2 separate regions of the Homo sapiens genome follow, and region 1 is linked to region 2. A link is an interaction called in ENCODE POLR2A ChIA-PET data of the cell type or tissue named here. Cell type or tissue: GM12878. All regions are shown on one strand. Links, peaks and the distances in the headings refer to the core of each region. The heading gives the core; the rest is flanking DNA.

The links. ChIA-PET counts read pairs that join two places held together with the same protein. Peaks named below come from ENCODE experiments on the same cell type or tissue, not always from the same donor. Only the 100,000 strongest peaks of a DNase experiment are listed, where the experiment ranks them.
Region 1: POLR2A ChIA-PET joins it to region 2 with 10 read pairs; 2 of 35 experiments call an interaction of 5 or more read pairs at or near these places.

The regions. Positions count from the first base shown.
Region 1 is chr1:44,840,320-44,848,653 of GRCh38, forward strand. It overlaps PTCH2 (patched 2), which reads right to left and starts at 2,934. Exons shown (of 22, transcript NM_003738.5): 1 at 2,542-2,934; 2 at 1,528-1,720. The coding sequence starts at 2,613. RefSeq lists a silencer at 2,880-3,149. In GM12878, for the core only: no CTCF peak of the experiment used is centred there; no DNase peak of the experiment used is centred there; H3K4me3 peaks cover 693 bases.
Region 2 is chr1:45,468,409-45,476,742 of GRCh38, forward strand. The region is part of intron 1 of TESK2 (testis associated actin remodelling kinase 2); the gene reads right to left. Among named protein-coding and RNA genes, the nearest start is that of TESK2, 19 kb to the right of the region's middle. RefSeq lists a silencer at 5,147-5,196. In GM12878, for the core only: no CTCF peak of the experiment used is centred there; a DNase peak (open chromatin) is centred at 2,063.

The DNA.
Region 1 (8,334 bases), core at 102-8,101, 630 kb before region 2:
CTTGAACTCCTGACCTTTGATCCGCCCGCCCCGGCCTCCCAAAGTGCTGGGATTACAGGCGTGAGCCACCGTGCCTGGCCTGCTGAAATTATTAATGAGAAATCATTCTGGCCAGGCACGGTGGCTCACACCTGTAATCCCAGCACTTTGGGAGGCTGAGGTGAGCGGATTACTTGAAGCCAGGAGTTCGAGACCAGCCTGGCCAACATGGTGAAACCTGGTCTCTACTAATAATACAAAAATTAGCCAGGCATGGTGTCGCCCACCTGTAATCTCAGCTACTTTGGAGGCTGAGGCAGGAGAATCGTTTGAACCTGGGAGGCAGAGGTTGCAGTGAGACGATATCAAGCCACTAAACTCCAGCTTGGATGAGACAGAGTGAGACTCTGTCTCAAAAAAAAAACAAAAAACCAAAAACCCAAAAATTATCAGGGTGTGGTGGCTTATGCCTGTAGTCCCAGCTACTTAGGTGGCTGAGGCACAAGAATCACTTGACCCTGGGAGGTGGAGGTTGCACTGAGCTGAGATCACACCACTGCACTCCAGCCTGGGTGACAGAGTGAGATTCTGTCTCCAAAACAAAACAAAACAAAAATTAGCTGGGTGTGGTGGCGCACGCCTGTAATCCCAGCTACTTGGGAGGCTGAGGTGGGAGGACCTGAGCCCTGGAGGTCTAGGCTGTCTCTACTAAAAATACAAAAATTAGCCGGGTGTGTTGGTGGGCACCTGTGATCCCAGCTACTTGGAGGCTGAGGCACGAGAATCACTTGAACCCGGGAAGTGAGGTTGTAGTGATCCAGGATCGCACCACTGCACTCCAGCCTGGGTGACAGAGAAAGACTCTGTCTCAAACAAACAAACAAACAAAAAAACAACCCCCCCCAAAAAAAAACCCCAAGAAAATCATTCTTCTTTTATGCTTCCTTAAGAAAGTGAGGATTTGATTCCATCTGACCCTGGCTATTGCCTCAAAGTGTGGATTCTGTATTGCTTTTCCATTAAATGGGCCTGGGTGCCTGAGTCCTCTCCCTGCAGGCTTGGCCAGATTATTTACTCAGTTTCCCCAGCCTTCTAGTTCTAACTTTTCTGATTCTGCTGGTCAGAAGTGATTTCTCCCTACCCTATCTTATACCACATAATCACAGGATGCTCTGTATTGTATTTTAGTTATTCCAGCACATATTTTACTTTCTTTGCTACTGAAAGATGAATCTTGTTTTAGCTGCCTTTGTAAAACCCTGATGCATTGTCAAAGACACACATAGAAAGTTAGCAATAAATGCTAACGTACAAAATCACAGACAAATATTCTATACACCCAATTCACAAGGTCTAACATCTGCAGATGTCCATTTATGGTTGTGGGAGGGAACGGTGTTCCTAGATGCCCAGGTGTAGGACTCTGGCCAGCAGGTGACCCTCCAGCCCCAGGGCCAGGCCTGCTAGAGCTCAGTAGCCAGCTCCTCACCCCGTTCTTGTCTTGGGCTCACCATACCTGAGCAGCTATGGCCAGTGTCCACAACTTACCTTCTACCCAGAGCTGTTCCAAGTTTGTCTCAATAATGGCCATGCGGAGACCTAATGCCAGGGCCCCAAAGGCCAACAGTCCCAGAAAGAGCACTTTGCCACAATGTCTCTGGATCCCGCATCCCAGAGAGAAGAGCAGGCCCTGGAAGTAAGCACGAAGCCAGAGTGGAGCCTTCAGGCTCCCAGCTAGGATCTGGGATGGAAAGAGAAGGGTCAGCCAGGCATCACTGCAACAATGCATGAAATCCTTCCCTTCTCACCCTGTATATCTGCTGCCCAGCCCTCGCTTCTTGATTTCTGGATGTGGGACAGGGAGCACCAACACAGACACAGGCCCAGACTTGGAAGATGTAACACCCACCATCCCCAGCACACACCTGAGGAAGGCATAGGCCTATTTTCCTTTCTTTTCTTTTTGTTTTCTCTCCTTTTTTTTTTTTTTTTTTTTTTTGAGACGCAGTCTCGCTCTGTTGCCCTGGCTGGAGTGCAGTGGTGTGATCTCGGCTGACTGCAACCTCCGCCTCCCAGGTTCAAGAGATTCTCCTGCCTCAGCCTCCCGAGTAGTTGGGACTACAGGCGCCCGCCACCACGCCCTGCTAATTTTTTATTTTTAGTAGAGACAGAGTTTCCCCATGTTGGCCTGGCTGGTCTCGAACTCCTGACCTCAGGTAATCTGCCTGCCTCAGCCTCCCAGTGTTGGGATTACAGGCGTGAGTCACCGCGCCCGGCCGGCATAGGCCCATTTTCTGAGAGCAGGATACATATGTACACACACCTGTCGTCGGGTGGACACAGAGGTGAACCCACAGACATTCATTCTCACTGGCCAGACGATGAGGAGACACCGGCACAGACACACCGACACACACGCACAACTTGCTTGCGGTGCTGGCTCTCACTTGCCTTCAGACATCTAATGACACTCGGCACTTCAAGACATCACAAACCTTGCAGAGGCCCGAGTGACAGACCTGGCTCCGCTCTCTTCCTTCTTCCAGCTCCCCCTCTACTCACCTGGGGTGCTGCGGTTCGAGCTGGGGGTGTGTAACTCGGGGGCAGCTCTCTGAGGGGCGGCGATCGAGTCATGCTGGCGGGGATGGGGGGCGCGGGCGCCCCCAACCCGCGTTATCTGGGCGCTCCCATAGGCTAGCCCGGTCTCCCGGTACCGCTGGGCCCCGCGTAGGGATTCAGTGGGGCCGCCAAGGCGCGGGCGTGGGAGAGACTGTGGGGTGTGGGTGTTAAAGCGGCTGGGAGGGAGGAGTGCAGGGAGCTGCGGGTCCGGGGCGCGGCGCCGGGATTCACCCGCTCCGTGGGCCGTGGGCCGCGGCGGCTGGAGGAGGAATGGGTCCCGCGCGCAGGCGGAATTGCTGGCCCGAGACGCACAGCAGGGCTCGAGGTGGCAACTGCAGTCCCCGGGAGGCGGCTGGAGCTCCAGAAAAGGGAGCTGGCCGGGGCGACGCCCTCCCATTGGCTGAGGGGCCCGCAAATTACCCTAGCCGCGCGGCCCGGCCCGCTGCTAGGTAACGGCGCCGCAGGGGGCGGGGCGGGAGACCACCCAGGCTGGGCCACCCCGCGCCTCCCTCCCGCCCGCGGGGCCCCAGGGAGGAGGAGGGAGGGGGATCCCGGAGAGGCGCAGCGCCGGCCAAGTGTAAGTCCAGAGGCTTACGCTGAGAAAGGGCCTTTGCGGGCTCTGTTAGGGATACACTTTTTTTTTTTTTTTTAAGACGGGGTCTCACTCTGTCACCCAGGCTGGAGTGCAGTGGCTCCATCTCGGCTTGCAGGCTCCGCCTTCCAGGCTCAAGCCATCCTCCCACCTCAGCCTCCCGAGTAGCTGGGATCACAGGCATGCACCACCACGCCCGGCTTTTTGTATTTTTGGTAGAGAACGGGTTTCGCCATGTTGCCCCGGTTGGTCTCAGACTCCCGAGCTCAGGATATCCGCCCGCCTCAGCCTCCCAAAGTGTTGGGATGACAAGCGTGAGCCACCGCGCCCGGCCTAGGGCCACAATTTCTTTTTCTTTTCTTTTTTTTTTTTTTCAGGCTTAATTCACTTTATTTTTCTTGTATAAAAACCCTATGTTGTAGCCACAGCTGGAGCCTGGATCCTCTGCGCGGAGACTCTGGTGTGGGTCTTGACGAGGTGGTCAGTGAATTCCTGATAGGGAGACTTGGTGAATACAGTCTCCTTCCAGAGGTCGGGGGTCAGGTAGCAGTAGGTCTTAGAGATGGCATCAAAGTGGGTAGGGCCACACTTTCTTTCCGACCCAATCAAAGCCCAAGATTTCTTCTGTTCACTCTTCCCGGCTTCCATTCTTGCCCTCTTCAGTCCACTCTCTCCACTGAGACCAGAGTCATTTCTCTAACATGCAAATCTGATAGCTCCAAAGCACAAGGCCCACTTGGAGCACAGGGCCCTGTGTGATCTAGCTAAAGCCTTCTCTCCCATAGTTCCCTCACATCAGTGTTCCCTCGTTCCTGCCTTTGTACATGTTTTGGTCCTTTTGTCTTGGCAGATAATCTTCAAAAACTGAACTTGAATCACCCCCAAAACCCACCTTTTTTTTTTTTTTTTTGAGGCAGGATCTCCCTCTGTTGCCCAGGTTGGAGTGCAGTGGTGCCTTCACAGCACACTGCAGCCTTGAGCTCCCAGTCTCAAGGGATCCTCCCACCTCGACCTCCCAAATGGCTGGGACTACAGGTGTGCACCACCACACCTAGCTAATTTTTGTAATTTTGTATAGACAGGGTTTTGCCATGTTGCCCAGGTTGGTCTCAAACTCCTGGGCTCAGGTCATCTGCCCACCTGGGCCTTCCAAAGTGCTGGAATTATAGGCGTGAGCCACTGTACCCAGCCTACCCCCTCTTTGAAACCTTCCTTGATTCATGTCTCTCTCCTGGCAGATAATTGCTTCTTTGTGCTCTGCATAACAACTCAATTTATATATGTATAATTGCATTTATGACACAAAAACTTATGTACTTGAAAGTCTGCCTTCTTCACCAGACAATAAATAGGTGCTTAATAATTGTTGAGTGAGTCACTAAGAGTTGCAGAATTCAGGGTGTAAAGGATTGGAAATTGGGAAGAATAGAGGCAATAGTCCCTCTATTAAACTTTCAACTATCCTATCTGAGTGTGCTGTTTCTATTGGGTTCCTGATTGATAAACCTCAAGTGGCAGAGTAGGGTAAAATCAATATTCCAATATGTAAAGTTTGAGAAAGAGAAAATGAATCTACAATAAGCTAATTTTTCTAACACAACTACTATTATCTCTGGCAAATTTCTTGGTCAGTTCTTCCAGACTTAAAAAAAATCATTCCATCATAAATATTTCATGTTACTATGTAGTTTTTGTAATCAATCATTTGGAGAATATCCTTAGGACAGATTCCCAGAAGTGGGTTGTTTGGGTCAAAGAGTATGAACATTTTTATGGCTCTTGATACACACTGCTCAACTGATTTTTTGAAAGCTTGTGCAAATTAACATCATCTCTAGAGCCTCAGTCCTGGGGAAGAGGAACATTTAGGTTGAAGGGGTGAACACCTAACAGGTTTGCCATTTCCATTTGTCCATTCACCCAGAAAAATGCCTATGGAGGAACTAATATATGTATGATGCTGTTGGCCAAACAGTAACTGCACATGAAAAGCAGCCTACCTGAATAGCACTTTCTTCTCCCTGTTATAGAGTGTGTCCTGCTGAGCATAAAGTGGCATGGTAGCTCATGCTTGTAATCCCAGCCCTTTGGGAAGCTGAGGCGGGAGGATTGCTTGAGGCCAGGAGTTCAAGCCCTGGCAACATAGTGAGACCCCATCTCTACAAAAAATAAAAAATTAGCTGGGTGTGGTGGCGCACACCTGTAGTCCCAGCTACTTGGGAGGCTGAGGCAGGAGAGTTGATAGAGGCTGCAGCGAGCTGTGATTGTGCCATTGCACTCCAGCCTGGGCGACAAAGTGAGACCCTGCCTCAAAAAACAATAATAATGATAACATAAAAAATTTAAGGTTAAAAAGAACTGTACCCCTAGCAAGTCTCTGAAATAGAAACAGCCTCTAACTTAAGTCTGTATGGGCCCCTAGTTTGCTCTTGGGGCAATAGCTGAAGACAGGGAGTGGCCTGGACTCAGCACTGGTTGTCATCAGGAGTACAACTCCCGATGCTATGCTTTAAGTAAGTCTTAATCTCCTTCCTTTTTACCAGACTCTGCAAGACATAAGGTCCATGGATAAATAGATTTGTAACCACTTGGGCCTTGGGACTCTGCTTTCATCATAGGCCCATCACTGCTAACAATTGTGACAAAGTCCACCATTTCTATGGATGCTTCCAAGGCCAAGTCTGTCTATTAAGGAAACCTCTTGCCTTATAGTTCAAAGACTAGGATGGAAGAAATGGGTCTACAGTTTCCAGCCTTTCCAACCTAGGGCCTAGTGCTGTCTGGCTGCTCCAAGCTACAAAATGACCTGTCTTCTCCCAAACAAAATGGTTTCCTGAGCCCAGCTAAGCTCAGCCAGAGCCAAAGCCATAGACCCCAGGAATAGGAAGGGATAAAGAGGCTTCTCTTCTCTTTCTGCAAGCAGCCTCCTTTATGATAGAACAGCTTGTTTCACTGTCATTTCCACTGGTCCTGGGTACGTGTTTTGGGCCTAAACTAGAGATATTCTCCAAATAACAGGATAAAAGCAATCTAATTAAATCTCATTACTGACTCATGAAACAAACGTCTTGGGATCTCCTTTTTTTAAATTTTTTCAATGAGACAGGGTCTCATTCTGTCACCCAGGCTGCAGTGCAGTGGCATGATCTTGGTGCACTGCAGCCTCTACTGCCCAGGCTCAAGTGATCCTCCCATCTCAGCCTCCCGAGTAGCTGGGACCACAGGCGCGTGACACCACGCCTGGCTAATTTTTTTGTATTTTAGTAGAGACAGAGTTTCACCGTTTTGCCCAGGCTGGTCTTGAACTCTGAGCTCAGGCAATCCACCCGCCTCGGCCTCCCAAAGTGCTGGGATTACAGGCATGAGCCACCGCGCCCAGCCTTGGGATCTCTTATGTGTCCATTCCTTTGCTGGGTTCTGGTGTTGCAGGGTACCTGCTTTTTAGAAGTTCATAGCCTGAGGGGGAGCACAGAGACCACAGGGGAAACCACTGAGTTGGGGGTACTCAGGGATGTTTCCAGAAGTGAAAGGAACTGGATGGGAGAGGTGGGAGGATGACAGAATCTAAAAGGAAAAGGAATGGCTCATGGTCTGGATCTTTCATTTGCTGGTTGTGAGATCTCAGGGAAGTCACATAATCTCTGACATTAACATAAGGATTAAATGAGATAATACATATGGCTGAGGAACAGTGCCAGGAAAAGTGAGGCAGCCCACACTCACATACACACAGTGCTGGGTAAAGTGACCAGTCTGGCTTCAGGGGTGGGTTCATGTGGGAGTTAATTCATGGTGGAGGCAAGGCAGGCTTGCTTTCTCTGGCATTCCTCTAGGCTTCTCACTCGCCAGCTTTTGGCTGCTTCTGTTATCTAGGCCAAGCAGAGTCAATGACCCTGAGATGTGGAGGAGGGAAGTGGGGGTCCTGGGCAGCCCCATCACCACCTGTTATATTTAGGGGCCAAGCCTGGGTATGTATGCTCCTTCCCTGTGGGCAGGTTGAGGCCAATAGCACCTATCAAGTATTTGTTTGTTTGAGATGGAGTTTTGCTCTTGTTGCTCAGGCTGGAGTGCAGTGGTGCCATCTTGGCTAACTATAACCTTCACCTCCTGGGTTCAAGCGATTCTCCTGCCTCAGCCTCCTGAATAGCTGGGATTACAGGCGCCCGCCACCACGTCGGGCTAACTTTTTGTATTTTTAGTAGGGATGGGGTTTCATCATGGTGGCCAGGCTGGTCTTGAACTCCTGACCTCAGGTGATCCACCCACCTTGGCCTCCCAAAGTGCAGGGATTACAGGCGTGAGCCACCGCGCCTGGCGTACCTATCAAGTATTTGGTGCCAGGGCTGCAGCCAGAGATTAGGGAATGGTCCTTCACTTTAAGTGTGGGGGAAGGAGACAGGCTAAGAACAAATGCAGCCTCTCTCTATTTATCCATGGCAGAAAGGCCCCGATGCAATCATCCTGGGTAGTGGCAGATGGCTCAGGCCAAGGACAGGTCATACTGGCTTCCAGTAGAATGTGTTCTCCTGCCCAGTCTCTCTCCCTCTGGGTCAGCTTCATTAGAGCAGAGCTTTCTAGACTTTCTGTCTGGGTGGTCCTTTCCATGGGCCTCCCCCTTCCTCAGACACATTTAACTATTTAGAAAGCTGCATACAAAGGCCTGGTTTATGTACCTCCTTAGGAGTAGGGATAGCTGTGGATAAAGAAAGTGTATCCCCTGCAATTCTCTGGAAATAGAAACAACTTCTCAACTAGGCCATGCAGGCCCTAGATTCCTGTTGGGGCTACAGCTAAACACAATTTCCCTCTCTCCACTGAGTATGGAAGTGGGATGGTAATAGTAAAGTAGTGAAGAACTGGGAAGAAGTTCGACCTTTGGCCTTGGGGAACAGCTTGGAGGGCAATCTTGGCAGTCTTATAGGCTCACAGGAGCTTATGGGCCCTCACTTCAAGTATGGGGAAAGGAGAGAGGCTAAGAACCAATGCAGCAGCTCCCCATTTATCCATGGCAGAAGGCCCCTGATGCAATCATCCTGGGTAGTGGCAGTCTTCTCGGCTCAAGGAACTCTTGCCAGCAGGCAAGGATGAATTGTAACTGGGGGATGGATTCCTGGAGTAGCAGCTGTCAAGTTTTGTCTGACCCG
Region 2 (8,334 bases), core at 20-8,019:
TTAAATGAAATCAACCAAGCTATAAATGGCTGTCAATTTATTCTGACAAATTTTAATAACTAATAAAAGGCAGCAAAGATATACACGTACAAACCCTAAAACCAAGCCCAATTTTATAAAATGTGGGAATGATTACTTTTAAAATAAGAAAATACATTATTTCAAATATATGACATTTTATGATGGTTTCTGCCTCTGGATTACCTCTCTTGGTCTTATATATTGAGTATTATCTATTGATACTAATAGTGTCCCTCAAAGTATTAATATACTTTTTTTGGAACAGAGATAACTACAGTTACCATCACATTACCAGAAAAACATAAGGCGTTATTGTCACAATGATGGGGGTGTGGGATGAGCACTACTGGTATTTTAGTGGGCAGGTGCTAGGGAAGCTAAATGTCCTACAATGCACAAAACAAAGAATTGTCCTGCCCTAAATGCCAATAATGCCCTGGTTGAGAAACACTGTGTTAGAGAAGCTTAATCATTTTTGTTCTTAGACTAGGAAATAGCATTTAGCAGTCTTTCAAAAATGCCCAAATTATGTGGCTTATAAGGACACAAGTAATTTTTTAGTAACTATGTTCTCAACTTAAATATTATAAACTTGGAAGTTCAAAACTTTTTCTTTTCTACATAGGTAGGTTTGTTTTTTCAAATATTAATTTCATTTATATAGGAGTTGATTTGTTTTTCACAAAGAAAATACAACTAAAAGCTTTGATTGGGGAAAGTAATTTGAAAAGCTACCAATTAAAAAAAAGTTAGTGAACTAAATAGCCTATCTTCAATATTATATTTTTTAATCTTTCCAAAGTAAGAATTCCAAAAATCATTTTTCAGAAATATCAAGGAAATTTTTAGGACTCTCAGACCACACTCCTGTCTGAAATATGCTTCTGGAAATAATAACTGCAGCCACTATTTACTACAGACCACGCATTCTACCAAGGGTTTTGTATGTTATCTGTAATCTTTGTGACAACTCTGCAAAGCATGTATTATCATCTCTAATTTAAAGAAAAAGAAATCAAAATCCTGAGAGATTATGACTTCTCCAAATATAAACAACTAGTGAGACTCAGGATTCAAATCTAGTAGTTTCAAACCTAAGCACTTCCCATTATAACATGTCTCCTTCAGAAATACATCAAATTTCTGTGAAAAATGATTTGTGGGTTAGCTACGTAGAAAGCTACTACTATTCCCCAACTTCCCTCAACAGGGTGAGTAAAAAGTGTACAAATGATGGCTCTACCAGTCTCTGAGGCAAAAGCCTTCCTTCAGTCATTCAATCACATTCTACAGACAGAAAAATCAGTATTGATTTAAACAGGCTTTCTAAAGAATGGATGCCATGCTGACAGGGAAAATATGCCAAATCCCAATCATTCTCTATTTTCCATTCTAATGCACAGTATCTGCTGTTTCTCACCCCTTCATTTCAGCAAAACAAAGTAGATACAACTTCACAATAGTCCAGACACAAATTTAATCCTGCAATGCACTAGAAAGCTATCTACCAACAGGTAGCTGGATTTGGCAGTGTCAGCCAGCAATCAAAAATTGTCAATGTCCATCCAAATATGGAATCATATGTGCACAAAGTTGGTAATATTATCCCACAAAGTCATCAAAAAAGATTTCTGAGAATTCAGTGGACTTTCACACCCTAGATATAAAGAGTAGAAAAAGACTGCAAACATAATATACCAATATCCTCATCACATTGTTTTCTTTCTATAATCATAAAAAGTCCCCACCTAATCCAGAATAAATTAAGGATTCATTATGAGTAATATGTAGCCCCGAAAACTGGCCACTTATTTTCTAGAATGGGAATACTGACAAGTACATTAGCTGTGTATCAATACCAAACACATGGCAAATCTACATGACAAGTCTGCTCAGCTGTTATTCTTTCTATGGACCAACACAGCTAATACAGACACGTTTCAGGATGACTATCTAATTAAAAATAAAAGCAATACTGCTGAGCTTACCTTCCTGCTGTGAAATAATGAGTTGCAGTTTCCATTCAAACCAAAGGCAATCTAGCATAAAAACTGGCATCCCTTATCTAATTAACCACGAATATACACAATGGCATATATTAGTACCAGACAGATCAAAAGCCAGTTCTTAAAAGTGTATTAGCTCTTCTAAATAAGCATCATATTTGCTGTGTAACTTCAATCCACCAGGCCCTAAGCCATGACATAAAACAGAAACTTAGGGTGAAAGTTATAAAGGCAGTTAGAGATGAACTAGTTTAATCTTTAGACCAATTCAGGAATCCCCTCTATTAGCTGACTCAAATGTTAATTGGGTAGCCACTAGGTGCAAGGCTTTAGGACAGGTGCTATAGTATTTACTGAGCATTTACTATAATCCAGATGCTTTTCCAAGTGCTTTACATTTAATATCCATAACAGTCCTATAAAATAGATGCCATTATTACCCCCAATTTACAAATGTGTAAACGAAGGCATTAAGGAATTAACTTGCCCAATCTCACAACCAAGAAGTGGTAGAAGGCTGAGCACAGAGGCTCACACCTGTAATCCTAGCACTTTGGGAAGCTGAGGCAGGTGGATCACGAGGTCAGGAGGTCGAGACCATCCTGGCCAACATGGTGAAATCCCATCTCTACTAAAAATACAAAAATTAGTCAGGCATGGTGACGTGCACCTATAGTCCCAGCTACTCAGGAGGCTGAGGCAGAAGAATCACTTGAACCCAGGAGGCAGAGGTTGCAGTGAGCTATGATCACACCACTGCACTCCAGCCTGGTCGACAGAGCAAGACTCCGTCTCAAAAAAAAGAAGCGGAGGAGCCAGAATTCAAACCCAGAGGCTGTACTCTTAATCGCTATGTTAATATTGCCTCTCTGGTAGGAGGATGTACAAAATGGAATAAAACATGACTCCACCTTTCCAAGAACTCAGTCTCCTGAAAGATACATGTAAATCAATGAATATAATAGAGTACAATAAGATAATTTTTTTTTTGAGACAGTCTTGCTCTGTTGCCCAGGCTGGAGAACAGTGGTGCGATCTCGGCTCACTGCAACCTCTGCCTCCCGGGTTCAAGCGATTCTCCTGCCTCCACCTCCCGAGTGGCTGGGACTACAGGCACGCACCACTATGCCCAGATAATTTTTTTGTATTTTTAGTGGAGATGGGGTTTCACTATGTTGGCCAGGATGGTCTCAATCTCTTGACCTGGTGATCTGCCCAACTCAGCCTCCCAAAGTGCTGAGATTACAGGCATGAGCCACTGCACCCAAACAAGATAATTGTTAATGACAGATAAGAGGGAAGGCTTAATTAAGGTACTGGCAGTGAGGAAAAAGAAGTGAGAGAAGATAAGTGACCATTTTTTTAGAGATGGGGGTCTCACTATGTTGCCCAGGCTGGACTTTACAGGCATGATCACTGCACACTACAGCCTCGAACTCCTAAGCTCAAGGGATCCCCTTTGCCTCAGCCACCTCAGCCGCCTCAGCACTACCATGCTGAGCAGAGATAAGTGACATTTTTAAAAAGGTGTTCTGGCCAGGCGCAGTGGCTCACGCCTGTAATCCCAGCACTTTGGGAGGCCGAGGCGGGTGGATCATGAGGTCAGGAGATCGAGACCATCCTGGCTAACACGGTGAAACCCCGTCTCTACTAAAAATACAAAAAAATTAGCCGGGTATGGTGGCCGGCACCTGTAGTCCCAGCTACTCGGGAGGCTGAGGCAGGAGAATGGCATGAACCTGGGAGGCGGAGCTTGCAGTGAGCCGAGATAGTGCCACTGTACTCCAGCCTGGGCGACAGAGCAAGACTCCATCTCAAAAAAAAAAAAAAAGGTGTTCAAGTCCGGGCACCGTGGCTCACACCTGTAATCCCAGCACTTTGGGAGGCCAAGGCGGGCAGATCACCTGAGGTCAAGAGTTCGAGACCAGCCTGGCCAACATGGGGAAACCCCACCTCTACTAAAAATACAAAAATTAGCCAGGCATGGTGGCAGGCACCTGTGATCCCAGCTACTTGGGAGGCTAAGGCAGAAGAATCGCTTGAACCCAGGAGGCAGAAATTGCAGTGAACCAAGATTGCGCCATTGCACTCCAGCCTGGGGGACAAGAGCAAAACTCCATCTCAAAAAAAAAAAAAAAAAAGGTGATCAAGTAGACATATGAGGTACAAGAGGTACCCAGATGACTCCAAGTTTAACTAGAATCCCTCCCATGTTTCTGGTTTGGGTAACTGGGAGAATGGCTAGCCATTCACCTAAAGGATATGATGTGTAAGGAGACGCAAATTCTTCTCAGATCTTACTGAGTTTAAGTTGCCTGAAGGAACACCAGTTAACAATGTCCAGGAGGCTGTTGGAGACACCATACTGGAGCTTAGGAGAGAGGACTAGACTGAAGATGTACACTTAAAAGTTACTAGCATGCCGGGCGCGGTGGCTTACGCCTGTAATCCCAGCACTTTGGGAAGCCAAGGCAGGCGGATCACAAGGTCAGGAGATTGAGATCATCCTGGGTAATACGGTGAAACCCTGTCTCTACTAAAAAAAAAAAAAAAAAAAAATACAAAAAAATTAGCCAGGTGTGGTGGCGGGTGCCTGTAGTCCCAGCTAATCGGGAGACTGAGGCAGGAGAATGGTGTGAACCCGGGAGGCAGAGCTTGCAGTGAGCCGAGATCGTGCCACTGCACTCCCTGGCAAGACAGTAAGACTCCGTCTCAAAAAAAAAAAAAAAAAGTCACTAGCACTTACTAAAAAATTTCCCAAAGTACAGAATATGACTCTAGGTAATACCGAGTTCCTACCATGCACCAAAGCCCAGGCACCTTCTTTTTGTGCTTAGGTGAAAGCAGGTAAGTGGTCAAGGGAACATCAATATATACAGGACAAAAAAAGGAAGAGTATACAAATGAGACTAAAAAGGAAAAACGCAAGAATAAAACCAGAAGAAAGTATATTGCCATTGATAGTAATGACAAAAACCACAATTACTTTTGCACCAACCTAATATGTCACAGAAACCAAAAGTGGAAACAACACACATATCAAATACCACAAAGTAGTATATGGTATGAAGAAAACTGTCCACTGGATTGGACACTACAGAAGGCAGAGTCAGCCTGGCCTACTAAAACAACACCAGTAACAAAGAGCTCACTACAGTAGTCTGTTCTATTATTGCAAAGTTCTGGTTGTTAAAAAGCTTTTCTTCTTTCCAATGACATAACAAAAAGCAAACGCATTGGAGTACACACTACTATGTTCAAATTCTGACTCTGAAGAATTAACAGTTAAAATAACCAAATGCAATGATGATACTTGGCTAGATCCTGATTTGAACAAACCAGCTATAAAAGACAATTAGGGATTTTTTTTTTTTTTTTTAAGATAAGGTCTTGCTCTGTCACCCAGGGTGTAGTGCAGTGGCTCAACCATAGCTCATTTGCAGCCTCAAACGCCTAGGCTCAAACAATCCTCCCGCCTCAGCCCCCCAAAGTGCTAGGATTACAGGCATGAGCCATCATGCCCAGCCAATTGGGGAAGTTTTAATAAGCACGACTACCAGACAATAGTAGAAAATTACTGTTAATTTAGTTAAGTATAATAATGATATTAAGATCATATATGACATTTTTTGGCCAAGCGCAGTGGCTCACACTTTGGGAGGCTGAGGCAAGCAGATCACCTGACCTCAGGAGTTCGAGACCAGCCTGGCCAACATTATGAAACCCTATCTCTACCAAAAATACACAAAAAATTAGCCAGGTGTGGTGGTGCATGCCTGTAGTCCCAGCTACTCAGGAGGCTGAGGCATGAGAATCACTTGAACCCAGGAGGCGGAGCCTGCAGTGAGCCAAGATTGCACTCTAGCCTGGGTGATGGAGTGAGATTCGGTCTCAAAAAAAAATTTTCTGGGCCATGCACAGTTGCTCACTCCTGTAATCCCAGCACTTTGGGAGGCCAAGACAGGAGGACTGCTTGAGGCCAAGACTTTGAGACCAGCCTGGGCAACATAGCAAGACCCCATCTCTTTTTTTTTTATTGTATTTATTTATTTTTTGAGACGGAATGTCTCTCTGTCGTGCAGGCTCAAGTGCAATGGTATGATCTCAGCTCAGTGCAATCTCCACCTCCTGGGTTCGAGCGATTCTCCTGCCTCAGTCTCCTGAGTAGCTGGGATTACAGGTGCGTACCACCACGCTGGGCTAATTTTTGTATTTTTAGTATAAATGGGGTTTCACCATGTTGGTCAGGCTAGTCTCGAACTCCTGACCTTGGCCTGCCTTGGCCACCTGCCTTGGCCTCCCAAAGTGCTGGGATTACAGGTGTGAGCCACCACACCTGGCCTCCATCTCTTTTTTTTTTTTTAATGCAGTTTCTGATCTTCTGTGTATACTAAATGTATCTATAACTTTATATGCTGGAATATGAAATAACACAAAACTAATATTGGACCCGATGCAAATAATGTGAGATGGTAAAGCACTAGGTGAATTTATGAATTTCCAGGATAATATCTCCTTTGATCAATTTTCCTAGTTAAATATGAGAAGGCCTGAAAAGGACCACTTGGGGCAGAAAGGCAACTCATGGGCTGGGTGCACAGCATGGCAACAGAGCAAGACTCTATCTCAAAAAAAAAAAAAAAAAAAGAAAAGAAAAGAAAGGCAACTCACCTTTTCTTCTGATGTTAGAGGGCTATTTCAGAATTTCAGAGACTGTGGGAAAGAAAGTAATCAAGAGGAAAGAGGAAGTTAGGTTCCTTGTGTTAGCCTGGCCTTTTTTTTTTTTTTTTTTTTTGAGTCTCGTTCTGTTGCCCAGGATGGAGTGCAGTGACGCGATCTTGGTTCACTGCAACCTCCACCTCCTGGGTTCAAGCAATTCTCCTGCCTCAGCCTCCCAAGTAGCTGGGACTACAGGCATGTGCCACCACGCCTGGCTAATTTTTGTATTTTTAGTGGAGACGGGTTTTCATCATGCTAGCCAGACTGGTCTCGAACTCTTGACCTCAGGTGATCCACCTGCCTCAGCCTCCGAAAGTGCTGGGATTACAGGCGTGAGCCCCCACCACACCCGGCCAAGAGAATATTTTTATAGCCATGAAAAATGACAGTTGCTATCAGTACACAAAGATATATGTACAAGAATATTAAAGTATAAATTGTTGGTAACTGTGATGGTTAATACTGAGTGTCAACTTGATTGGACTGAAGGATGCAAAGTATTGTTCCTAGTGTGTCTGTGAGGGTGCGGCCAAGGGAGATTAACATTTGAGTCAGTGGAGTGGACGAGGAAGACCCACCCTCAATCTGGGTGGGCACCATCTAATCAGCTGCCAGTGTAGCTAGAATAAAGCAGGCAGAAGATGGAAAAGCAGACTTGCTGAGTCTTCCGGCCTTCATCTTTCTCCCATGCTGGATGCTTCCTGCCCAAGAATGTCAGACTCCAACTTCTTCAGCTTTTGGACTCTTGGACTTACACCAGTGATTTGCCAGGGGCTCTCAGGCCTTTGGCCACAGACTGAAGGCTGCACTGTCAGCTTCCCTACTTTTTGAGGTTTTAGAACTTGGACTGATTTGTCACTGGCTTCCTTGCTCCTCAACTTGCAGACGGCCTATCGTGGGACTTTACCTTGTGATCATGTGAGCCAATCTTCCTTAATAAACTCCCTTTCATATATACATATATCCTATTAGTTCTGTCCCTCTAGAGAACCCTGACTAATACAGTAACAGAAAAATGGAGACAATCCAAATATCCAAAAATAGAGATAGATTAAATAAATTACAGTACAGGCCAGGCACAATGGCTCACACCTGTAATCCCAGCACTTTGGGAGGCCCGAGGCAGGTGGATCATTTGAGCTTAGGAGTTTGAGACCAGCCTGAACAACATGAGGAGACTTTGTCTCTACAAAAAATACAAAAATTGGCTAAGCGTGGTGGCCCATGCCTGTAGTCCCAGCTACTTGGGAGGCTGAGGCAGGAGAATCGCTTGAGCCCAGGAGCGGAGGTTGCAATGAGTCAAGATGACACCACCGCACTCCGGCCTCGGCACTAGAGCAAGACCAATCAATCAATCCATGTGCATCCATACAACTTAATATTATGTAGTCATTAAAAGAATGAGGTAGCTAGCCAGGCGCGGTGGCTCACACCTGTAATCCCAGGACTTTGGGAGGCTAAGGTGGGAGAATCACAAGGTCAGGAGATCAAGGCCATCCTGGCTAACACGGTGAAACCCCATCTCTACTAAAAACACAAAAAATTAGACAGGCCTGGTGGCACACGCCTGTAGTCCCAGCTACTTGGG